Linked DNA regions of Homo sapiens: all the other regions are linked to region 3. The links are chromatin loops, found by intact Hi-C in ENCODE. Cell type or tissue: A673. All regions are shown on one strand. Region 1 overlaps SIM2 (SIM bHLH transcription factor 2). Region 2 overlaps CLDN14-AS1 (CLDN14 antisense RNA 1). Region 3 overlaps LOC105369308 (a long non-coding RNA gene). Region 4 has its middle 24 kb from the start of CLDN14. Region 5 overlaps HLCS (holocarboxylase synthetase).

Region 1 (5,000 bases), 66 kb after region 3:
CAGCAGTGCCACTGCAAACCTGGCACAACAGGCTGGTCCCAGGACTCAGCTCAGCAGTGAAGTTGGAAACCAAGGTTGAGTCTCCCCATCTCCCTTTCCCCAACCCGAAAGACCCAAGATGGGTGTGGGTGAAAGAGGGAGAAAGAATTGCTACTCCAGAAACTGTCATTTGCCCACACGAAACGAGGTGGGGTTCAAGGTCTGAACTCTTCCAGTGCCTGGGTGCCTTTGGGTTTAAATTCAGCTGCAGGTGCCCCCATCACCACTTCCACCTGAGCACACCACGAGAAGCCAGGTTATCTTAGAAACTGTTTCCCGGAATCAAAGCGACTTGATTTGGAGAGTTGGGTGAGGAGAAACTCACCCCTATACCCCTCAGGGCGTCAGAGATGTGAGGCAATTCTCTACCTCCGCTGGAAAAAATGCAGATTTATTAAAGGTCGACTGTTTAGCAGAACAACGTAGATTTTTTACAACGCTTTCCCCGTCTCTGCTTTGAAGCCTGCCAGGCTGCAGCTGGGGATCCAGGAGGGAAAGCCCGCAGGCGCAGAGGGGACAATCCGGGAAGTGGTAAAGGGGACACCCGGGCACAGGGCCTGTGCTTTCGTTGCAGGCGAGGAAGTGGAGCGCGCGCTGCAGATTCAGCGCGGGGCTAGAGGAGGGGACCTGGATCCCTGAACCCCGGGGCGGAAAGGGAGCCTCCGGGCGGCTGTGGGTGCCGCGCTCCTCGGAGCCAGCAGCTGCTGGGGCGGCGTCCGAACTCCCCAGGTCTGCGCACGGCAATGGGGGCACCGGGCCTTCTGTCTGTCCTCAGAATACGTAGGATACCCGCGGGCGACAAGCCGGGCCAGGCTAGGAGCCTCCTTCCCTGCCCCTCCCCATCGGCCGCGGGAGGCTTTCTTGGGGCGTCCCCACGACCACCCCCTTCTCACCCGGTCCCCAGTTTGGAAAAAGGCGCAAGAAGCGGGCTTTTCAGGGACCCCGGGGAGAACACGAGGGCTCCGACGCGGGAGAAGGATTGAAGCGTGCAGAGGCGCCCCAAATTGCGACAATTTACTGGGATCCTTTTGTGGGGAAAGGAGGCTTAGAGGCTCAAGCTATAGGCTGTCCTAGAGCAACTAGGCGAGAACCTGGCCCCAAACTCCCTCCTTACGCCCTGGCACAGGTTCCCGGCGACTGGTGTTCCCAAGGGAGCCCCCTGAGCCTACCGCCCTTGCAGGGGGTCGTGCTGCGGCTTCTGGGTCATAAACGCCGAGGTCGGGGGTGGCGGAGCTGTAGAGGCTGCCCGCGCAGAAAGCTCCAGGATCCCAATATGTGCTTGCGTGGAGCAGGGAGCGGAAGAGGCAGCCGGTCCTCACCCTCCTCTCCCGCCACGCACATATCCTTCTTGACTTCGAAGTGGTTTGCAATCCGAAAGTGAGACCTTGAGTCCTCAGATGGCCGGCAACGCGCCGAGGTCACGCTCCCCAGAAACACCCCTCTCCCCTCCCCTACCCCAGCTCCCCCTGGGGCGGGTGGTAATTGGGGGAGGAGAGGCCGCAGGCAGGGAAGGGGTGGGAAAGCCAGAGAGGGAGGCACAAAGTGATGGCAGCCCGGCAAACACTGGGGCTTCGGGCTGGGCCGCGCTCGTTTAATCCCACAAAAATCCCATTTTGGAGGTGAGAAATAGAGGTTAGAGGTCGGGCCCTTCTGGAGATCAGACCGAGGAGACGGGCCCAGCTGGCGTCTTAAAGCAAGGAGGGGGAGTCGGGAGGAGGTGAGACCCCTGCACCCAGGTGGGGCTCCCAAACCGTTCTGGATTTACCACACTCCCAGGTCCGATTTTCCATGGAGGGCTGGGGTTAGGGACTGGCACCTTCTTGTTGTTAACCGCATTTGATATTCACAAGAACCCTGTGAGGAGACTTTGTCACCGTTTTTAGATGCCTGAGGTTGCCGGAGGGGCAGTGAGAGAATCGTCTAACCTGGTGTTCCTACCACAGTCCAGGCCCTGTGTCCTGGGCTGGACCCACAGCCCCTGCCACCACCCAGAGGAAGGCGCGAAGCTGGCTGCCTCCTTTACGGGTCTCCCTTAGGTGCCCTCATGAAGGGGGACGGCCACCTCACAGTGCAGGAACTATCTCCCCGTTTGCTCCCAAATAGTCTTCTTGGTGTGGTGCTGTCTATGGTCTGTGACCTGCATCTGGAGTTACCCCCAGGACCAGCTTCGGAAGAGGAGGGATCGCTTGGAGGCCGTGCAGTGTGAGGAACGGCAGGCAGGGTGTGGGACCAACATGCACACACTCGCAGGTGCTGGGGCCAGGGAGGAATGAGGCGCTGGCTCCCTTTCCCTCCATTTCTCCCTGGGGGTCCCAGCAACCTGGCCATCCCTGACTTCCAACAGCACAGCGTCCCCACAGGTCCTGCAGTGCTCTGCAGGGGTGCAGGGAGCTCCCCTCCCCCCAGCCGCAACCTCACCTTCCTCACCCCCACCCCTCCGGCAGGAAACCACAGGCTGGGTTGGGGACCCCTGGTGCTCCAAGAGAGCAGTGAGTGCTGGGAGCCGCTAACCCCGAGGCGCCTAGCACAGACTCTTCTCACCCCTTATTTCTGAAATAAAGCCCTTCCTTAGGTCCAGATGAGGACCACGTGCTCAGTGCCTCACTTTCGTGGGAGTGTATATCACTTTACAGTATCAAGACAATTTTCTTTCGTTACAAATCTTTATTTAGTCTCTGCGTTTAGACCAAAGTAGATTTTTATGGGCTGAGTGAAAAAACCTCGCCCGCATTGGTTTCTGATGGAACAGCTGGCAGCGCCACGGCCCCGGGTGGGGTGGCCTAGAGGCAGGGGTGCTTGGGAGGAACATCTAGCACCCGACCACCTCCACCAGGTGGGAAAGGGACGTTTGCACCAAATCTCCGCCGGCAAAGCAGAGGCTTTGGGGAATTACAGAAAAACTATAATGATCTAAAAGAGAACAAGTTATCTTGAACTGTGCGGGTATTTGAATCATACAGAAAATTGTCCTGTGTGCCCAATGCACTTTTGCATGTAGAGCCAGGGCCTTCGAGGAAGCTTTCAGGAGATCCCGGGCAGCGGAGTCTGGTCTGGAGTTTCATTTCCGTAGGTGCAGATTTCTCCCCAAGTCTTCCCGCCATGGGCTTTGCAAGAAGCCAGGGCCCAGAGGCCACGCTCACCGTTAACACTGCACAGGGCAAAGGTGGCTCCAGGACAACTGCCCAACCCCAGGAACGACCCAGCAGCAGAGAAAAGGACAGCTGCCAGGGTGCCTTTGTCGCTTTTTGGAAATCAGAATTCCTGGGTCCTTAGTTAAGTCTTACTTCACCAAATCCCAGGACCTTCACATTTTGGTTCTTGCCATTGCTAACAGTTGTAAATGCTGCCGCCACGAGGCCTGGGAGGAAGGACCCGCTGGTGAGAGCACAGGGAGTGCTGCTGTGATCACGGTGGTGATGCGGGGTGAGCGCGATTTCCCGGGATTAAAAAGCCACCGCTGCCCCCGTGGTGGAGGCTGGGGGCCCCCGAATAATGAGCTGTGATTGTATTCCCGGGATCGTGTATGTGGAAATTAGCCACCTCCTCAGCCAGGATAAGCCCCTAATTCCTTGAGCCCAGGAGGAGAAATTAAAGGTCATCCCTTTTTAAATTGAGGAATAGTGGTTTTTTTTAACTTTTTTTTTTTTAGGTTTTTAGTTGCCGAATAGGGAAGGGTTTGCGAAGCCGCTGCCCTGGGCCGAGGTGCATTTTACGCTTCCAGAGGTCGAGGCCTCCAGAGACCGCGATGCCCAGGGCGTTCCCGGGGAGGCTGAGAGACCCAGGGTGCTCTGGGTGACTGCACGGCGACTCCTCGGGAACCCACTCGTGGCTGCCCGCTTGGAAGGGCTTTGCGGCCCCGGGAACGATCTCCAGGATCTCCACGGCTGGTCAGGTTCCCCGTCCCTCGTATCCCGCGCTGCCCGGGGGCTCCTGCCTTTGGTTCAGTGCTCGCGGCACCACCGCACTCAGGACGGCAGTGGGGGGCTGGGGCTGGGGCTGGGCCTGGCCCAGCGTGGGTTGGGGCGGGGGACGCGCCAGCAGCGCCCGCAGCTCGCTCCGCAGGGGTCGCAGCCAGGGGTCGGGAGCTAGGCTCGTGGGCCGGGAGACGCCGGGCGCGTTGTCCTCCGGGGAGGTTGGGGTGCAGGCGGTGCACCGACCCTCGCCATCTGGCGCTGCAGCCACCAGCCACGGCGCTTAGTGGAGGGTCTGCGGCCAGGCTCCCGGCGGAAAGATTCCGGGGAGGGCTCGGGGGTTGTCCCAGCCCGCGCTAAGCGCCGCAGCCTCGCCCGGCTTTCCTGCTTCCTCGGACTGTGCAGGGGAAGCCTGGGGTCTCGCGGGGCGCAGCAGTCAGGTCGAGGGTGCAGCAGGAGGGGAGTCCTGACGGGCAGGTCCCTCTTTCCCCTGGTGCGCAACACTGGTTGGTAGCTTTTGCGGAGGTGGTGAAGAAGGGCAGGAGGCCTGTTGAGCGGAGGAGTCCGGGGATCCCTAATTATGTGACAGGAGACCCTTTCCAGTTCGGCCTGTGGCCCATCCCTCTCTCACCGCCGGCAGATTGGAGTCTGCTCTCGGGGAGCCCCCAGGTAAACCCCTCACAGGGAGAAGGTTTCGGATTGGAAGGAGGACCGCGCTCGTGGGGCGCCTGTGAGAGCTGGGAAGCCCAAGGGGTAGCGTGTAGGGGGTTTTTTATGCGGGAGGAGCTGCCTCCTGGGCGGCGGGGACTTTCTGTCTCAGCCTGTCTGCCTTTGGGAAAACAAGGAGTTGCCGGAGAAGCAGGGAAAGAAAGGAGGGAGGGAAGGAGGGTCCTTGGGGGAATATTTGCGGGTCAAATCGATATCCCCGTTTGGCCACGAGAATGGCGATTTCAAAGCAGATTAGATTACTTTGTGGCATTTCAAATAAAACGGCAATTTCAGGGCCATGAGCACGTGGGCGACCCGCGGGAGCTGTGGGCCTGGCAGGCT
Region 2 (5,000 bases), 150 kb before region 3:
CCTTCCTTCCTTCCTTCCTTCCTTCCCTCTCTCTTTCTTTTTGAGACAGAGTCTCACTCTGTTGCCAGGCTGGAGTGCAGTGGCGGGATCTCAGTTCACTGCAACCTCTGCCTCCTGGGTTCAAGCGATTCTCCTGCCTCAGCCTCCCGAGTAGCTGGGATTACAGGCACGTGCCGCCATGCCCAGCTAATTTTTGTATTTTTAGTAGAGACGGGGTTTCACCATGTTGGCCAGGATGATCTCAATCCCTTGATCTCGTGATCCACCCTCCTCGGCCTCCCAAAGTGCTGGGATTACAGGTGTGAGCCACCGCGCCCGGCCTGTGATTCCACTTTTATGAGATACCTAGTATAGTCAAATTAATAGAGACAGAAGGTAGAATTGCGGGTGCCAGGGGCTGAGGGCGGGGGGGTGGGGAGTTACAGTTTAATGGGTACAGACTTTCAGTCTGGGAGGAGGAGAAAGCTCCGGAGAGGGATGGTGGTGGATGGCTGCATGATATGCGTGTACTTAATGTCACAGAACTATGTACTTCAAATGGCTGAAATAGCACATTTTACGTTATGTGTGTTTTACTACAATAAAAAATACAGAAAGAGGCCGCGCACAGTGGCTCACGCCTCTAATCCCAGCACTTTGGGAGGCTGAGGTGGGCAGATCACCTGAGGTCAGGAGTTCAAGACTAGCCTGGCCAACACGGTGAATACAAAAATTAGCTGGGTGTGGTGGCATGCATCTGCGATCCCAGCTACTCAGGAGGCTGAGGCAGGAGAATCACTTGAACCTGAGAGGTGGAAGTTGCAATAAGTCGAGATCAAGCCACTGCACTCCAGCCTGGGCAACAGAGTGAGTGAGAGTCTGTCTCAAAGAAAAAAAAAAAAAAATATATATATATATATATATATATATGGAGAGAGAGAGAGAGAGAAAGAGAATGGGGGGCGGGAGAGAGAGAGAGAAAGAGAGAGAGAGAGAGAGAGAACATCCAAAACTGATATTAGCCATTCTGAATTGGACTGTCCCATCAAATGTGGTCTTGCAGCTGTCCACTTGTTTAGGAGTAAGGAGTTTTATTGGAATGAATGTTCTCAGATATTAATCAACACAGTACCTCCCTCCCTTCTCAGTTCCAGCTGATGCTGAGACACCAATGGCAAATCTTGATCCATGCCCACCCCAGGAGGATGAGCGACAGTCAGGATTTTGGGCCACAACACATGCAGCTTCCTGCAGTGTCCTCTTCTCCAGGGTGTGCTGTGGGAAGGCCTCACCAGCTTGGGCAGGGGCTCAGCTCTCACGGGACGAGGCAGCTGAGTAGCTGATGGCAGGGCCTGGTGGGGGGCCGGGGACGACGGCAGAGTCATCCACTGCCACTCTGGACAAAGGCCAAACCTGTCCTGGATGCCACCTAGTTGCTGCCCTCTTAACCTGACCCTCTGGCCTGCCTCAGACCTTATAATTTCCTAAGCACGTCTGCATAGACTGTTATTTAGTCTTGCCAATGACCGCGAGGGAGCTGTTATCACTGCCAGGCATCATGTCCAGTCCTCACGGCTGGCCATAAGAAGATCCGGGCCTCACCTGGGCCTCCCATCCAAGCCCCAAGTTCTTTCCTCCCCCAGTAGCCAGCCAGAGCCACCAACCCTCCCTCAAGCCATGAGAGGAAGCAGCTGTGATGAGCACTGAGCCCTCAACCAGGAGCCGTTGAATGAACAGGTGTGAATCTCAAACACAATTTTCTGCAAGGTCTTCTCCACTCCCAGGCCCAGCTGTATCTCTTACGGCTGAGGGATCAGGATGACTTTGCTGCGGCCTCGCTGGAAGCATCTCTCTAGATTGCCACGGACCAGGCAGTCTAGAGATGAGGAAGTCAGAGGCTCCACAGACACTCAGATATCATCAGATCCCCTCCCAAAGGGAGAAGAATGCTCTGTTTTATTTTATTCTATTTAACTTTGTTAATTTAATTTTTAGAGGCAGGATCTTGCCCTGTTGCCCAAGCTGGAGTGCAATGGCTCGACCGTGGGTCACCGCAGCCTTGAGCTCCTGGGCTTAAGAGATCCTCCTGCCTCAGCCTCCCAAAGAGCTGGGACTACAGGTGCGAACCACCATGTCTGCTAGTTCAATTTTTTTTTAATTTTTTTTTTTTTTTTTTTTTGTGACAGAGTCTCACTCTGTCACCCAGGCTGGACTGCAGTGGCGTGATCTTGGCTCACTGCAACCTCCACCTCCTGGGTTCAAGTGATTCTCCTGCCTCAGCCTCCCAAGTAGCTGAGATGACAGGTGTGCACCACCATTCCAGGCTAATTTTTGTATTTCTAGTAGAGATGGGGTTTAACCATGTTGGCCAGGCTGCTTTCAAACTCCTGACCTCAAGGGATCCACCTGCCTCGGCCTCCCAAAGTGCTGGGATTACAGGTGTAAGCCACCATGCCTGGCCAAAAAATTTCTTTACTTATAATTTTTTGTAGAGATGGGGTCTCTCTATGCTGCGGAGGCTGGTCTCGAACTCTTGGCCTTAAGAGATCCTCCCACCTGGGCCTTTCTCTGACTGTTCAGTTTGATACACGTGGAACCAGGTTTGCTTGCACCCTCCTCACCGCTTCTGCTTTCTGCTCCTCCCAAACACATGAACATATTCAGATATGCATCAACGTGCACATATGCCAACACGTGTGGGCACACACATGCAAGTGCACAGACACACACACACACACACACACACACACACACACACACACCCCTGGACACACACACATTGTTTTCTCAAAATGACTTTTGGCAGCAGCAAAGCCAAACCTTTCCAAAGGCCGAAGAAAGGCCTTCATTTGCATCACGTTAACTTGGGGGGCTGCATCTCCTCCCCTGTTTTTAGTACAAAACATGAGTCAACGGTTCAACCCTCACCCCAGCAAACTAATTAGGGTCAATGTGATTAAAGGGCTCAGCTCTGGTGCAGGAACTAGGATCCCCAGATATCCTGAAGAACTTCACTCACAGTCTCTTTCCTAAGGTTTGTGCCCTAAAACAAGGCACTGACTCACTGTGTTCAGCTCTTAATAACCTCAAGAACCTCCCTTCCCAGCTGGGCGCCTCTTCCATAAAGGGGTTACCAGAAAACAAGAAGCAACACACAAAGCTTTCAAAAGCGAAACGGCGAGGAATGTAGTGCGTGTCAGCGAGTCAACGAAAATAAGAAAGGGACCTGATGTCAAGCTTGACACGATCATTTTAATTTCCGCGTACTTTTTGGGTCTTTTCATGTTGGCTTCATGGAAATTTATGTTTGCTGAGAAGACTGTATTTGCTACAGGATCTCGCTGTGTTCATTTAGCCTGGTAATAAAAACCATCTGCCTGAAATCCTTTTTGGAACAAGGAGGGGTATAAGCAAATAAGCAAATGGTCATAAAAGATCTGGAGAAGGGTGGGGCTGTGTCAGGAAAGTGGGGAGCCTGGAGTACATGCCTCGGGAGTGGCGACTGTAGGAGGCCGGGGACTACTGAAGGTCATGTGTGAGGCTGTACAGCTTTCCCAGTAAATATGGTGCATGTTGGGAGGACAGGTGCATGTGGACAGGCCGCCTCTCTTCCCAAGCACCCGCTCTGGGCTGGGGTCTCACCACTGGAGTAAGAACAGTATCATGATGCATTAAGTGAGGAGTCCTTGACGTGGGTTGAATAGTGTCCCTGCAAAACTCACGTCCACCCAGAACCTCAGACTATGACCTTCTTTGGAAATAGAGTCTTTATGGGTGTGATTAAGTTAGTATGTGGCTGACTGCGGTGGCTCACGCCTGTAATCCCAGCACTTTGGGAGCTTGAGGTGGGAGGATTGCTTGAGGTTGGTAGTTCGAGACCAGCCTGGGCAACATGGCGAAACTCTGTCTCTAAAAAAAATGCAAGGGCCGGGCGCGGTGGCTCACGCCTGTAATCCCAGCACTTTGGAAGGCCGAGGCGGGTGGATCATGAGGTCAGGAGATCGAGACCATCCTGGCTAACAAGGTGAAACCCCGTCTCTACTAAAAATACAAAAAATTAGCCGGGCGCGGTGGCGGGCGCCTGTAGTCCCAGCTACTCGGGAGGCTGAGGCAGGAGAATGGCGTGAACCCGGGAAGCGGAGCTTGCAGTGAGCCGAGATTGCGCCACTGCAGTCCGCAGTCCGGCCTGGGCGACAGAGCGAGACTCCGTCCCAAAAAAAAAAAAAAAAAAAAAAAAAAAATGCAAAAATTAGCTGCAGGGCATGGTGGCGAGCACCTGTAATCCCAGCTACTTGGGAGGCTGAGGTGGGAGGATCTCTTGAGCCCGGGAGGTGGAGGTTGCAGTGAGCAGTGATTGTGCCACTGCACTGCAGCCTAGGTGACAGAGCAAGACCCTGTCTCAAACAAAACAAAACGAAAAAAAGGTAAAGATGAAGTTATACTGGCTTCCAATGGCTGCTGTCCTTACAAAAAAAGGATAGGCATGGAAGAAGGAAGACAGCCACGTGACGACAGAGGCAGAGGTGGGGATGATGCGACTACAAGCCAGGGAAGGCCAAGGAGACCTGGAGCCACCAGGACCTGGGACCAGCAAGGAAGGGGCCTCCCCTAGAGCCTTCAGAGGGTCGTGGCCCTGCAGGCACCTTGATTTTGGATTTCCAGCCTCTGGAGCTGTGAGAGAATGATGTTCTCTGTAGGAGGAAGCTCTCTGAGTCCCCCTCTCTGCCTGGGAGCTCTGAGCCACTGTGTCTTTGTGGGGAGAGACGAGTCAGACAAGATCGCAAAGAAGCATCTCAAACTCTTGGCCTTTAAAGCAGGCATTGAAGACCATGAGCAGGACAGAACCAACCCTGAGAGGATACTGTTGAGCACGTGTTTTGTTTACCGGTTTGTTTTTCTGCCCGCCCCCGGGGAGGAGGTCGAGCCTCCTGGACTCAAGGAAATAAAAGGGCAGCCTCCTGGAGAGCAGCTGTGAGGGGCTGTGAGAGGGGCCTTCGTCCTGTCCTGGTCTCTGGGTCCAC
Region 3 (5,000 bases):
TCTTGAGACTTAAGGCGCTGTCATGGAACTTAACAATACGCCGTAGTCCTCAATTCATGTCTGAAGCATTAATGCTATTTTCATTTATTTCTGTCTTTCATATGCAGTGGGATCTTAACAAATTGAGGCCTAGAGATGGACAGAAAGACTCCCAGGCACCAGAAAGCTATTTCTTGCAGCCACCACGTTGCTGTGATTAACAAAATAGTTGGATGCATTTTCCACTCAAAAGTGGCTACAGGGGGAACTGAGTGTGAGTTGTTCACTGTCAACTAACAGCACCATTAGAATTATGTTAAAGCTGAGCTAAGAGAAGCAAGAGAAAGGATGCTACTCAAGAAGAATCTTCTAGTGAAAGAGTGAAAACTTTATTGGTCTCAATGGCAGTGGTGAATCAAGGACTTTTTTTTTTTTTTTTTTTTTTTTGAGATGGAGTCTCTCTCTGTCGCCCAGGCTGGAGTGCAATGGTGAGATCTTGGGGCTCACTGCAACCCCTGCCTCCTGGGTTCAAGCAATTCTCCTGCCTCAGCCTCCTGAGTAGCTGGGATTACAGGCACCCGCCACCACGCCCAGCTAATTTTTTGTATTTTTAGTAAAGACGAGGTTTCACCATGTTGGCCAGGCTGGTCTCGAACTCCTGACCTCGGGGGATCCATCCGCCTCAGCCTCTCAAAGTGCTGGGATTACAGCCCTGAGCCACCGTGCCCGGCCCAAGAACTTTTTAAATTCTGTGCAACCAAGAAATTCAAAACTGATCTACATGCCCTGTCCAGGTTGACCAGTTATCCCGCTAAACTAGTAACCACCAGAGACTGAGCCTGGAGTGGGGGCTCTATCTGTGCCTTGCTTAGTTCTTCATTTTGATTAAAAATACAAATGCCTATATTCTACCCCTAACCCCTTTACTGACTAATTCATGGGATCCATTTGACCGCTATTGATGTTTTCTCACTTATTAAAAAAAATAGTTTCAGTGTAATTATTCTGAGTTAAATACATTTGCCTCTTTTTATCCTAAAAATTGGAAGTTGAAGAATCCTTTTGTTGCCCTTAATGAGCTACCGTAGTAGCTTCCTAGGGCTGCAGTCACAAAGTATTGCAAACTGGCTGGCTTGAAATAACAGAAACCATTCTCTCACGGTTCTCGAGGCAGACATCCAAAATGAAGGTGTTGGCAGGACTGGTTCCCTCTTGGAGACTCAAAGGAAGAACTGGTTCCATGCCTCTCTTCTATCTTCTAATGGTTGCTCTTGGTTTGCAACTGCGTAACCCCAGTCTCCATCCCTGTTGTCACATGGCTGTTATCCCTCCGCATGTCTGTGCCTTTACATGGTGTCCTCCTCTGTATGTGTGTCTCTGTATCTATTTTCCTCTTCTTATAACTTCCATCTTAGTTACATCTGCAAAGACTCCATTTCCAAATAAGGTCACATTCACAAGTACCAGGAGTCCAGACTTGAACATATCTCTTGCAGGGACACAGCTCAACCCCCAATGCACAGTGTGCCTGTCAACTTCCATACACACTGGTTTGGTTCTATCCCAGGAAGTGGGGAGCCAGGGCTGAGAGACCAAAAATCCTAGATCCTGGTCCCAAGTTCTCAGCCCATGACTACGCATTACTGTTTCTAACAATGATATCAAAGGATCCTAAAGACTGGTTATATTGAAATACGCCAAAGACAACCTCTAACCCTGAGGCCCAGAAAGCCCCAGGAATCTAAGCTCTCAGTCTTGGACCCAACAGCAAGCCCTCTCTCAACTACTCTGATGGTCTCCTGGCCCCGACATCAGCATGTGTAGCCTCCTGCTGCCTGTCTGCAAAGCCGTCCCTGCACAATACACTCTTCTAAGCATCTCAGAGAGGACAGGATGTGGCTTTGCATGGTAGTTGGAAATGATCAAGAAAATATATATTTACCAAAATCTGAGCTGAAATTAGGATATCCGGATGCTGAGTGTTAATGAGCAGCGTGTCGGTGTTTAACAACCGGGGCCACAGGCCATCAGTTTCACAGGACTCATTTGAATAATGCTTCCAACTGTACAGACAGTGCAGGGAAAGCAGTACACAGATTGGCTTATCAGGAAACACATAAAGGAAAGGAGGAGGGGGAAAAAAACCCCATGGGATCCTGCAGGCTAAAAAAAAAAATGCTAAAAGGAAAAATAAATGTACATGTGTACCTCTTAAGTCTCACAAATCTGCAGGGATTTGTAACTCAGGAAAACCCTGAAGTGAAACACAAATCAAAAAGGGACCAAGGGCCATAATCCACATTCCTAAATTAGTTGTCTTTTCCGGTAATGAAAAAAGAATCAGACTGTAAGTATACAATATCTCTCCCTGTCATTGCCGCTTCTTTCATTGCTTTCTTAAAATATTACAAAGCAAACAAATCCTGCATTCTAATCCATTATAAACCAGTTCCATATCTAATCAACTTGAAGCCAAAGCCATCTGAGCAGTGCAAACATTTTTTAAAAGAGTCATTCTAAGATAAGCAAAACAGGAAATTGGAGGTTGACGATGATGAAACTGATATCCAAATGGTAATCTGAGCAGTAAAGTCACTAAACCCTTCCTGCACCATAAACAGAGTTTCTTGGGATGTGTTTCATTCGCTTTCCCTGGCGATTTGGCAGTAGGTTGTACCAGTTAGTACAAATCATCATCTTTCTCTTCCTTACCCCATGTCGGCAGACCGCGGCCAGGATGCGGGATCCCAGGGCGCCAGGCGCTCCCATCTGCTCTGCTGAACAATGTGTGGTCCACCCTTTATCCAAGCTGCAGAGGGGAAGGGCAGATGGAGCCACCTTGCCTTCTAAGTGACTTCAGCAAAAGCACATCTGTCCTCCAGGGCAGGTTCTCGACCCCAGCACTATTCACATTTTTAGCTGGATCGCTTTTCGTCGTCGGAGGCTGTCTTGTTCGTGGTGGGTTGTTTAGCCGCACCCCTAGCTTCTACCCACTAGATGCCAGTAGCACCCCTCCCAGATATGACCATCAAAAAATGTCTCTGAACATTGCCAAATGTCCCTGGGAGTGGGAGGCACAATCACCCCCTGTTGAGAACCACTTAGAAAGAACTTTTGCTGGGAAGAGCTCAGAGCATGCATTTAAACAGTGTTCGGTGTTCTCGCATTAGCCTTTCCCAAGGGAATTAGTTACTAACTGAATGTCACCTTCTCCACGAGACTTCCCCTGAGCACCCTATTTATGCTCACTCACTATTTTCATTACTTATCATGTTAACTGTTTAATATTCTGCCTCCCCTGTTACACTATATGTAGTTCCAGGCACAGAGTAAATGTTCAAAAACATTTGTTGGCCAGGCAAGGTGGCTCATGCCTAGAATCCCAACACTTTGGGAGGCTGAGGTGGGAGGATCACTTGAGGCCATAAGTTAGAGACCAGCCTGGTCAACATAGTAAGATCCTGTCTCTACTGAAAGAAAAAAGAAAAAAATAGCCAAGCACAGGGGCATGTGCCTGTAGTCCTAGCTACTTGAGAGGCTGAGGCAGGAGGATTGCGTGAGCCCAGGAGTTAGAGGCTGCAGTGAGCTGTGATCATGCCATTGCACTGTAGCCTGGGCAACAGAGCAGGATCCTATCTTTAAAAAAAGAATTAAAATAAATTTTAAAACATTTACTTATTTGACAAATAAATGGAAAGAAACCAAACTTCACATAGTATAAACAAAGAAGAAATGAGTTGCCCATCTAACTAGGGTGATGTGGTGAGGAGGACCCAGGGCTCCTGGACTCAGTGCCACAGCCACGGTGCCAACAATGAATTCAATGACACCTGCTTGTCAGGGCTGTTGGGGGTTAAATAGGGTCGTGTGTGTATGTGCCTAACACGCAGCGCATGTGTGGGTGCTCCGGCCTGCCCCGCCTTCCCTACCTCTTTTCTGATGCAGCATCCTCAGCTCTTCCCCAGGGTGCTCCCTGCCTGTGGACTCCTGGGGCCCAGGCCAGACCCTGCCTGCAGATGATTTGAGGACCCGTGTCTTTAGCAGCCTGTTTGGTCTGAGGCCTGGGTCCATGGTGGCAGACCACTTGCCAGACCAACCCCTTGGCTGCCTGGCCTGTGAACTCCAGCCGCCCCACCTCTGGCCAGCACCCTGGGCCCATGCACAGTTCGACCTGGGCGAAGCTCTGTCTGCCACCTGGGACCCCCAAAGGTGCCACCTTGCCTGAGCCAGGCACTCCCTGCTCTCCTAAAGTCACTCAATCTTAGGAAATGTCTGTTGTCCAATCTGGCACACTCCATGCTGTGGGTGCTCACACTTCTTAGACGTAGTGCTCCACTGGGTGTGCTCTGTTCTTGGGGTAAAGCTAAGTCCTTGTGGCTTTAGACCAGAGAAGTTTCTTTCTGTCTTACAGGGAGTTCCAAGTAGTGAGGGCTGCTCAGCTCCACACAGTCACTCAGAAACCCAAGTCCCTTTCCCGTGTAGCTCCCCCATCCCCATGGCTTTCTTGTTGTCTACGTGACTGAATTCACTTGCCTTCCCCTGCTTCCAGCCAGGGGAAGGGGAAAGAGTATGGAGGAGATGAGTCCTACACAGAGACATGAGTCCCATATCCAGAAACGGCACTTCCTTACATTCCCATGGGCAGGAATCTAGTCCCACGGCCACATCTCACTGCAAGAGAGGCCGCAAGGTGCAGGCAGAAGGGAGGGCAGGCAGAGGGGAGATGTGGGGTCCCTTCCCCACTCTTCTCCAGCAATCATTTCCTGAGTGTTTTGCTGACTGCAGTCACCTCCACTCCAGTGAGCTCCTTAATCCAGCAGAGAAGACACACACCCAGAGCACAATCTAAGAGGACACAGAGGAGTGGGCAGCTGGCTTGGCTGTTGCACTTGAAGACAGGATCCCAACCAGGAGCAGACGGGAGGCGGCATTCGAGCTGGCGTCTATCTAAGACAAGAGGAGGAAGGACAGGGTGAGAATTTTGCCTGGTCTTAAATCCATATGCCCTTGAGTTTTTTCAA
Region 4 (5,000 bases), 140 kb before region 3:
GGCCCATGGTTTTCTCTAGTTGAACACACCCCAGGCTCCCAGCCAGCCCCTGGCCCTCGAGAGGGGTTGTTTTTGATGGCAGGAGGGAGATAAAAGTGAATGTATTTTAGGATCTTGTTACTAGGCCACAAGGAAACACTGGATGGAAAGTCTTATGAATTTGAAAAGACCTTTTTTTTTTTTTTAAATCAAATCCAAGGAACCCAAAAGGCGTTAAGCTATTGTTTAAACATAGACCCAGTGCCCAAACCCTGCACACTAGTTTGTAGAGGTTGGAAGAGGCAGGATGGAAGGGGTTAATGGTGCTATTCTTTCTTGAATATTCTGTAACACACCACAATGAGCCAAAAGCAGTCACAGGGAACCATCATGAGGAGTAGCATGTTTTTACCTATGTTAACTCCAACATCCGCAATAGCTGAACCTTAGAATTATTATCCGAATTGTGCATACCAGGAAACAACAGATTTGATGAGTTTAATAACTTGTCCAACATTACAAAGTTAGCAAGAGGTAGGGTCCAGAAATGAACAGCGTCCTTTCTTCTGCAGGCTGGCTCCCATGAAATACTATTCTTATGCCTGTTGAGGTCTGATGTGGTATCACATTATACTACTGGACCAGCTAGGGGGTCAAGAGCATTATGCCATCTCTGTAGTATGCTTAGGGGTCAGTCCTGAAATGAGCAGAGTTCACTTTCAGCCATGAAAAGGATATTCCGAGGAACTGATATCTTAGATTGCTTTCTTTTAGTGCATAGACATCACTTGAGAGGCTTCATGTTACTGAGACATCTTGTAAACTTTACAGCTACTGTTTTACACTTCATCAGCATTCCTGATCTTATTATGGTGTTCACTTCAAATAATGTTGGGTGTGTAAGAATCAAATGCAAATTGTACAGTATTTGACACGGATGTCTTTAGGAGCCAATATTTCCTTAAATATCATGGTTTCAGTGTTATCCACTAATGCTTTAATAGATAGGGTTTCTTTGCATTCATAAATGGTAATAAAGATACGAGTTGTCTACTATAAAACCAAACACTTATATTTCCCAACTACTAAAACATCTATGTAATCTTGAATCCATCTGACCTAAAGGAAGGAAAATGTTCTCAACCCAGGCTACACATTAGAACACTTGGGAAGCTTTGAAAAATTCTTAATGAATGGGCCCCACTCCTAGACCAATTAATTCAGATCTCTGAGAAGTGTGGTCTGAGAACTGATGGTTTAGAAAACTGTACAGACAGTTCTAACATGCAGCCAGCTTGAGAACTACTGGGTTTAGACAAGAATGGATTTTTTTGTTTTTTGAGATAGAGTCTCACTCTTTCGCCCAGGCTGGAGTGCAGTGGCACAATCTTGGCTCACTGCAACCTCTGCCTCCTAGGTTCAAGAGATTCTCCTGCCTCAGCCTCCCAAGTAGCTGAGATGACAGGTGTGCACCACCATTCCGGGCTAATTTTTGTATTTTTAGTAGAGACAGGGTTTCACCATATTGGCCAGGCTGGTCTTGAGCTCCTGACCTCAAGTGATCCACCTGCCTTGCCCTCCCAAAGTGTTAGGATTACAGGCATGAGCCACTATGCCCAGCTAATATGGTTTGGTTCTGTCCCCATCCAAATCTCATCTTGAATTCCCATGCGTTGTGGGAGGGACCTAGTGGGAGGTAATTGAATCATGGGGCCAGATCTTTCTCACGTTGTTCTCGTGACAGAGATCTGATGGTTTTAAAAATGGGAGTTTCCCTCACAAGCTCTCTCTTTGCCTGTCGCCATCCATGTAAGACATGACTTGCTCCTCTTTTCTTTCCACCATGATTGTGAAGCTTCCCCAGCCACATGGAACTATGAGTTTTCCATGAAATCTCTTTCCTTTGTAAATTGCCCAGTCTTGGGTATGTCTTTATCAGCAGCATGAAAATGAACTAATACACCAGCCAAGAATGGATTTTTAAATTAATGGAGTTAGGTCTGATTAATATCAATGCATTAATGTATAAATGTCTACATTATGCATTACAATAAACAGTTTTGAATATAACACAACTAAAATATATGCAATGAATACAATACATACAGTAAGTCATTAGCTTCCAGGTATAAGTAGATGCTCAATAAATATTACTGAGTTACTGAATGAATGGCATCCTACAAAGTTTTATATGAAAAATTATATTTTGATGAAATTAAGATGCCATCAATTGTAAGATGTAGTATCACTGATAAAGAAAATAGATTCATTAAATTATGACATGCTATCTAGTATGTCACACCCTAACTTCAAAAATGTTAAAAAGGCCAGATGTGGTGGCTCATGCTTGTAATACCAGCACTTTGGGAGGCCAAAGTGGGAGGATCACTTGAAGCCAGGAGTTCAAGACCAGCTTGGGCAACATAGCAAAATCCCATCTATATGTAAAAATAAAAAAATTACCTGGGCATGGTGGTGCACGCCTGTAGTCCCAGCTACTTGTGAGGCTGAGGTAAAAGGATCACTTAAGCCTAGAAGTTTGAGGCTGAAGAGAGTTATGATCGTGCCATTGCACTCAAGCCTGTCTCAGAAAAAAGTTAAAAACAAGAAAAAAATACAATATTTTGAAATTACTGTATTCTCTTTTTCTGCTTAGTCTAGGCCAACTGTTATACCATTAACTTCCACTAGATGCCGCTGTGACCTGCTACTTCAGGTTCCGAAAGGCAATCTGAAAGCCAATTTTCTCCAAGGATTTAAAATTGAAATAATTCACCCCCTTTAAAGACAAAAGATATTTTAACCACCTCATATTTTAGGGGGTTGTGGCTCATTCTTTCTTTGTGTTAAGACCTATCTGAAGTATCTCATGAAGTGTACAATTATTTAAAAAGGAAACTGAAAAGTTTTAATGGCTTGATAGAAAACAATTGCTTCCCTTTTATCCACATCCCCAAATTTCACATTTTGCGTGTAACTCATGACTAGTCTGCAGTGGGTTATAGAGAAGAGATGGTAACACTGATAGGAAGGCTGATGTTGACTTCAATGAAATAAGAAGTAAAACTTGAAGGAAAGAGTATGACATCTTCTGATTTGAAGACAGCAGATCATGGTACCCTGTACCCATGAGTCACTGCTCCCAGAGATAGGAAAAGCTGGGTGGAAAAGAAAATTTGGGCTGATAGGACTGGGTCCTGAGCTTGAAGCCAAGCCCAGTGTTAACCCTGGGCATTGACCCAGGCCCTCCCTGACTGAAAATCTGGAAGATTTTCCCTGCTGGGTGAGAATCACTTTTTCAGCAAAACAATACAAGCTTTAGGGCCAAAAGGAAGCCCATGAAGCTTCCAGAGACGTGCTTAGAGCAATGCTGCTCAAATTCTTACCAATCTCCACTATATGAGAACAGAAATGGACAGTAAGTATCTCAAAACTTGTATAACAAATTTAAACAGGTTTACGTCTGCTAAATCTAATAAAAAGAAATCAGGATTGTATTTCATATGTCTTTGTTTCATATTTCATTTTTCCAGTAATTCAATTCTTTTAGTATTTTACAAAAGTATTGGTCCATAATAGATTGGAATTTTTTAAAAAATAGCCCTTCAGCCCAGATAGCTTTTGAAGCACTGCAGACAGCCCACCCCAAGCTGCTGGAGGAGGCAATTCCAGGACGATGAAGCCATCATACTCCTGAATAATGTTCTAGTAGACCAAACAGCTAAGAAAGGGCTGAAGAACAGGAGCACTTAGATGATAAAGGACAGGATGACTGGAGAGCTAAAAAGAAATCCTAAGAACAGAACACCTCGGGGAGTCCCAGCCTCTGAACCCACAGTCAGCAGCTCACCAGAACCTAACATTTCTGCAAAGGCTCAGAGATTCCACCATTGCCACTCCCAGCAGTTCGCCTGCCCAATGTAGACAATCAGCCTAGCACTGACTTTGGGACAAGAGGATCTCAGGTGGTTACAGTGAAAAGAAAATGCAAAACCACTCAGGATTGCCCAAGTCTGACATATTTAGGTTCAGAAGAGAAACACACAGAGAGGTCCATTGTTAACCCCTTCCTGGTTTGATCCACCCAAAGCCAGCCGGCTTGGATGGAGGGGAGGCGTAAGGCACTGTGGACTTCCATTTATGGGTAACTGTGAGCTGGCTTTTGTCTTCTCTGAAAAATGCCCTGTTACACTAGCATACTGTCAGTGTCTTTTTTGGATAGCCATTTGGTAATATCTATCAAAATGTAAACAGTGAATACTCTTCAACTCAGCTATTTCTCTGCTAGAAATTCATCCCCCAGTTATACTCCTAAAGTAAGCAAAGACATAAATAATACAGGATTCAATACTCTCTGGCTCTTTCTGAGAGAATAAAACTGGATAAAATGTAAATGTCCTTTATAAGAGATTAGTTACATAACTACGGTACATCCACACAGATTAGTATGCACCATTAAAAGATTAAATGCTTCTGCAGTTACTGATATGCAAAGAGTTCCAAGACACAATGTTAAGTGAAGGAAGCAAGTTGAAGTGCAGTGTGTACAGCATGATCCTATTTGTGTAAACAAGAACAAATGCAGTCAGGTACGGTGGCTCATGCCTGTAATCCCAGCATTTTGGGAGGCCAAGGCAGGTGGATCACCTGAGGTCAGAAGTTCAAGACCAGCCTGACCAGCATGGCAAAGCCCCATCTGTACTAAAAATACAAAAATTAGTTGGGTGTGGTGATGGATGTCTGTAATCCCAGCTATTTGGGAGGCTGAGGCAGGAGAATCGTTTGAACCGGGGGGGCGGAGGTTGCAGTGAGCCGAGATCGGGCCACTTCACTGCAGCCTGGGTGAAAGACCAAGACTCTGTCTCAAAAAAAAAAAAAAAAGAAAGAACAAATGCATTTCTGTCATGCAGAGAGACCTTCTGAGGGCTGCACAAAAAGCCGTTCACAGCGATCACCTCTGGGGGGTGGAGCCAAGGGTCAAGGTCGGGGAGGACTTTCATTTTTAACTTCACACTCTTGTA
Region 5 (5,000 bases), 210 kb after region 3:
TAACACAAAGGATAAATGCTTGAGGTGATGGACACCCCATTTACCCTGAGGTGATTATTACACATTGCATGTCTGTATCAAAATATCCCATATACCCCATAAAATATACACATACTGTGTACCCACAAAAATAAAAAATAAAAATTTTAAAAAGCTTAAGAGTCCTCCACATTTCAGAAACATATATTTTTAAACATTAGGAAAAAGGTAGAAAAACAGTAGTCTATGGCCGTAAGAGCCCGCAGGCACCCTGCTTGTCCGATCACGGACGCTAAGCGGGGTTGGGCCTGGCTAGTACTTGCATGGGAGACCATGTAGGAATGCCGGGTGCTCTAGGCTTAAATTTAAGTAAGTCTAAGTAATTTAAAGAGATTTTTTTAAGACGACAGATTATAAGTCAAAGTGCCACCCTGTGGCACCCATGACTGTTCCTGCTGCAGAGATGCTCTGAGGATGCCATTCGTTCTCACATGGAATTCTTTCATGAAGATCCCAAAGAAATTCCTGTCTGGTCTCACCTTCCAGAATACATCTACTTTTTTCTAAGCGTCTCTCTAAGTTTAATCTGTGACTTGTTGACTTCTTTACATCAGCTGTTAGTAAATCTAAAGACAAATTCCTAACTGATGAGATAAGCTGGATTACCTGAACATTACCATGGAGCCCCTCTGGGTTATCTAACACGGGAAGACCAGAGGCTTTCTCTCCTGGCAGAGAGGACCATACCCAGCTTCCCAGGGGCCCTCAAGTCCATGCACAGGGCAGCTGGATTTCCCAGACAATTCTGGTCAGCAGCCAACAAACACCCCAGGTCCTGCTGCTTGGTGCCAGGCCAGCTGCTGCCCCACTGACAAGGGGCTCTCACAATTCCTATGCCAAATGAAAGCAGTAAGGAAACAGAGTTCTTTCTCCAAAACACATTCACACTTCATGGCCAGCACAGAGCCCAGCACACCTCTCAGAGGGGTACCAGAAGGATCAGAGGACCAGATCCTTGGTACATCTGCCTCTAAAGCCTGATCGTTAAGCCATATTCTAAGACCTTGAGGACCCCACCCCAAGTCCTAGTGCACAATAGGTACCTCCTGCAAAGATGCAACCTGCCTGAAACCATCCCTCAGACACAGGACCCCGCTGAGGACATCACTTCCTCATCCCTGCCAGTGCACATCTCTGGTGCAGCTTCTCCTTTTGCCCCTCCCAATTTTAATTCAGGACCTGACAGATTTATAAATTGCCTCCAGTAATTTCTGGAACACAGCAGCACAGAAGAAGGAGAAGGAGGGAAACCAAAAGAAAAAACACAAATTCTCTATCTTTCAATGCAAGTATAACTTTTTGCCATGGGTTTTGGCTTCCTATGACTCAGTGCACACTATCACCTCGAGATTCTCATGATGAATAGGATTGAAAATGTCCTAAAATAGAGCCACCTTCAAACTGCAGTAAAACACCTTCCCAAGAGGGCACACAGGTACAAATGGTCTTAAGGGCAAAAAAATCCACAGAGCCTCACTCTCCCATATGTGCTTTCCTAAAACACGTTATTTCGGAGCGAGCTTGGAGTTCAGGCACACAAAGCTCTATCTTTAAACCTCTCCTTAAACAACTGCCTTTCTCCCATGTGACAAAGAAAGGGAGAGCACTCACCCTCCCTGGGTGTAACTATGGAAGGAAGTATCCTGGAAGCGTAAAAACCTCCATGGGGCAACAGACAGGTCATACAAAATTCTGATGACAGCAAAAAATGTGCAGATCAAGGTTTTTATAACAGTATGTTTAAAACATGGGATAAAATACAAGTTTTTTTAAGTATGTTATTGTATTGATGAGGTAGTATTAAAATTAACCATTTCAATTTTCTCAAATAGTTTTAAGTACAGCAGATTAAACTAAATGTCTTTAACTAAAGCACTAACAGGTATAATGATAACAATTTGGTAAGTCACAGTAAAGTCTCTTAACTATCCTTCAGATATTAATAAAGTGAATAACTCTAATAACCAGTAACAGATTCTTTCACAAATCAGGTGGGTTCCAGTTCTTTGCTTTCAACAAAACTGAAGGAGGACCTAACTGAGTTATTAAGTCAATAAAAATAATTACTGATGAGAGTGCAATATAATTTTTGGCATATAACTTGTAAACATTTCAAAAAAACTGAGTGGCAATGCTGTTTTTAAAAATTAATTCCATCCAAATGGAATTAACATTTGTTTTTGTTGTAGAAAAGCATCCTGGAGTGATTAATAAAAGACTTTTCAAGCATAAAAATGGGTTATATTAGTATATTGTTCTATGGGGAAGAATGGAAATATGAGTTCAAAAATATAAAATAACGATGTGAAATTTTGACTATTAAAAAAGAGTCTCATATAACTTTTAATGGATAATGGCAGGCATCAAATAGGTATGGCATTTAAATTCATTGGATAAATTTTAGAAAGACATGAGACTCTTTGAACGTCAATATTTGTCATATGTTAAAAATCACATCCTACAATTAAGCTTTTGATGAGAACTGTTAGATGTCAGCTTAAACACGTGTAAGGGGATTTACAGATTTTCAAAATTATTTTAGGGGTACACAACTAAGAACACTGAACAATCACTGCTATAATGGCACCCTATTACTCTACCACAGGAACAAAAGCTCCCGGGGTTCCCACCAGAGACAGGCACATCTGGGGCACGGGGAAGGACGCTTAGAGTGATGCTCATTTAAAAAGCTCATTTTAACAGGGAACAGTAAGACAAGCATCAAAAGGAAGTGCAGACTGTACAGATCCTTGGAGCTCTGCAGGGGGAGTGACTTCTTAGGCGCTGGTTTTCCTCCTGTTTATGAGAGTAGGACTAATAATTTGAGCAGTTCAAGGTGGGGAAAAGCTTAAGTACTGAGTGCACTGAGGAAGCAGAGGTCACAGGAAGGACCCCATAGCGAGGTCCTCTGTGGGTGCAGGACTGCCCCCTAGGGGACATTTCAGAACTCTATTTTTCTGGTTGTCATAATGACCAGAACGTAGTGCTCAGAGGGGCCAAGGATTCACGATGTCTTGCAACACACAAGGTCAGCCCTGGACAACAAGATTCTCCCACTATTAAAACAAATTTTTAATATTCCACTGGACACACATTTAGATGAAATACTTGTTCACAATGATCTGACTTGAGAATCTGATTCTATTTTTGCGGGTACACAGCAAGTACTTTCTGTACAGCGGTATTAAACTCTAAATATTCCAAAGATAGGACCACCATGTAAATCAAGGGGGAGTTGGGTAAAGTCCATACAAGCACAATCTGTTTCGCACTCTGAGACCAGATCATCTCAGGCTACACTATTCATAGTGTCCAGGCTGCCCAAGACCTTGCAGCCATCATATTCATGTTTTTTTTTTGTATAGGTGCATGTGTCTATTTCATCACATCTTCTTAACAGTCAGATATGAGCACATATTCCGATGCATATTATTTTCTTTAACTTTTTATTTCTATATTGGTTTTTAGAATTATCTGTATAGATCGTTTATATAATGTATAAATCCAACTTCAAGAAGTTGGCCACGCATGGTGGCTCACGCCTGTAATCCCAGCACTTTGGGAGGCCAAAGCGGGTGGATTGCCTGAGGTCAGGAGTTCGAGACCAGTCTTGTCAACATGGTGAAACCCTGTGTCTACTAAAAATAAAAAAAAAAAAAATTAGCTGGGCCTGATGATGTGTGCCTGTAATCCCAGCTACTCGGGAAGCTGAGGCAGGGGAACTGCTTGAACCAGGGAGATGGAGGTTGCAGTGAGCCGAGATCACACCACTGCACTCCAGCCTGGGCAACAGAGCAAGACTCCATCTAAAAAAAAAAAAAAAAAAAAAAAAAAGGTTAAAGGTGGCAGTACAAAATGTTTGTTTGTTTGTAGACAGGATCTCGCTCTATTGTCCAGGCTGGAAATGGCACAATCATGGCTAACTGCAACCTCTGCCTCCCAGGCTCAGGCGATACTCCCATCTCAGTCTCCCAAGTAGCTGGGACCACAGGTGCACGCCACCACACCTGGCTAATTTTTGTATTTTTTTGTAGAGATGGGGTTTTTCTGTGTTTCCCAGGCTGGTCTCAAACTCTTGAGCTCAAGTGATCTGCCCTCCTTGGCTTCCCAAAGTGCTGGGATTACAGGTGTAAGCTCACACACCTGGCCCAAAATATTTGTTATAAAAAGAGATATGGACATGCTACAACATGGGTGAATCTTGAAAATATTATGCTAGATCAAAGAAGCCAGAGGTGAAAGGCCGCATGTTATATGATTCCATAGCTATGAAATGTCCAGAACAGGCAAATCCATAGAAACAGAAAGTAGATGGTGACACCCAGGGCTGGTGGGTGGGGGGCAGGGGGAAGGGGAGTGACTGCTAATGGGTACAGGGTTTCTTTTTGGGGTGATTTTAAAAAGTTCTAAATTTGAGTGTGGTGATGACCATACAAGTGAGAATATAATTTTAAAAACCACCGAATTAATTGTATGCTTTAAGTGGTTGAATTGTATGGGATGTGGTTTATATTTCAAAAAGCTTTTTTAAAGTATTGGTCAAATTTGGTTGAAAAGCGCTACTCCAGACTTGCTCACATGGAAGAGAACTGGAGGGGAAAAAGGTAGGCCAGAACATCTAGGTGGGACCCCTACAGGGTTAAAACAGCTATGAAGTATCAGAACACTTCTGCTATTTAGACTGCGGAAGGCTTTCATTTTAAAGGACATACAAATGGCAATGAACATAGGTGAGACTTTCCAAAATAGAATCTATCTCAGATTGCAAATAAATACCACGGCTTCTATGGGTCGAAAAGACATAAATAACACACACCACCGCCAATAGTAGTCCTTTGAAACCCTCCAGACCCAATTAACACACTAAGAAAGCATAAAAACATAAACTGTTCTAGGAAGTATATCATCAGGTAAGGTAACACAGTCCCCCCAGCAACAAAAAGAAAAATAGAAGGAAGGAA

Evidence for each region. A loop is a pair of places that touch in the nucleus more often than their neighbours do. Peaks named below come from ENCODE experiments on the same cell type or tissue, not always from the same donor. Only the 100,000 strongest peaks of a DNase experiment are listed, where the experiment ranks them.
Region 1: it touches region 3 in a loop (2.9-fold over the local background); 6 of 110 quality-filtered maps call a loop at or near these places.
Region 2: a loop joins it to region 3, with 9 times the contacts of the local background. A loop is called at or near these places in 8 of 110 quality-filtered maps.
Region 4: it touches region 3 in a loop (5-fold over the local background); 8 of 110 quality-filtered maps call a loop at or near these places.
Region 5: it touches region 3 in a loop (3-fold over the local background); 20 of 110 quality-filtered maps call a loop at or near these places.

What each region holds. Positions count from the first base shown.
Region 1 is chr21:36,703,924-36,708,923 of GRCh38, forward strand. All of the region lies in intron 1 of SIM2 (SIM bHLH transcription factor 2), which reads left to right. LOC107985492 (a long non-coding RNA gene) reads left to right here. Exons shown (of 4, transcript XR_001755029.1): 1 at 1-2,289; 2 at 3,374-3,462; 3 at 3,689-3,926; 4 at 4,465-5,000. Among named protein-coding and RNA genes, the nearest start is that of SIM2, 7.3 kb to the left of the region's middle. RefSeq lists enhancers at 1,090-1,919, 2,750-3,579 and a silencer at 1,295-1,476. In A673, CTCF peaks have their summits at 2,398 and 3,419; DNase peaks (open chromatin) are centred at 2,431 and 3,388; H3K4me3 peaks cover 1,920 bases; H3K27ac peaks cover 5,000 bases.
Region 2 is chr21:36,488,249-36,493,248 of GRCh38, forward strand. All of the region lies in intron 2 of CLDN14-AS1 (CLDN14 antisense RNA 1), which reads left to right. It also overlaps a transcript of CLDN14 not described here. Among named protein-coding and RNA genes, the nearest start is that of CLDN14, 11 kb to the left of the region's middle. In A673, no CTCF peak of the experiment used is centred here; a DNase peak (open chromatin) is centred at 3,103; H3K27ac peaks cover 4,809 bases.
Region 3 is chr21:36,638,085-36,643,084 of GRCh38, forward strand. LOC105369308 (a long non-coding RNA gene) reads right to left here. Exons shown (of 3, transcript NR_188246.1): 2 at 1-4,922. Among named protein-coding and RNA genes, the nearest start is that of SIM2, 59 kb to the right of the region's middle. In A673, a CTCF peak has its summit at 2,959 (motif pointing right); DNase peaks (open chromatin) are centred at 2,277 and 3,027; H3K4me3 peaks cover 773 bases; H3K27ac peaks cover 4,233 bases.
Region 4 is chr21:36,501,753-36,506,752 of GRCh38, forward strand. It overlaps a transcript of CLDN14 not described here. Among named protein-coding and RNA genes, the nearest start is that of CLDN14, 24 kb to the left of the region's middle. In A673, a CTCF peak has its summit at 2,672 (motif pointing right); a DNase peak (open chromatin) is centred at 2,689; H3K27ac peaks cover 1,798 bases.
Region 5 is chr21:36,851,690-36,856,689 of GRCh38, forward strand. The region is part of intron 6 of HLCS (holocarboxylase synthetase); the gene reads right to left. It also overlaps the pseudogene RNA5SP491. Among named protein-coding and RNA genes, the nearest start is that of HLCS-AS1, 110 kb to the right of the region's middle. RefSeq lists an enhancer at 2,840-3,134. In A673, CTCF peaks have their summits at 2,955 (motif pointing left) and 3,154; a DNase peak (open chromatin) is centred at 2,942.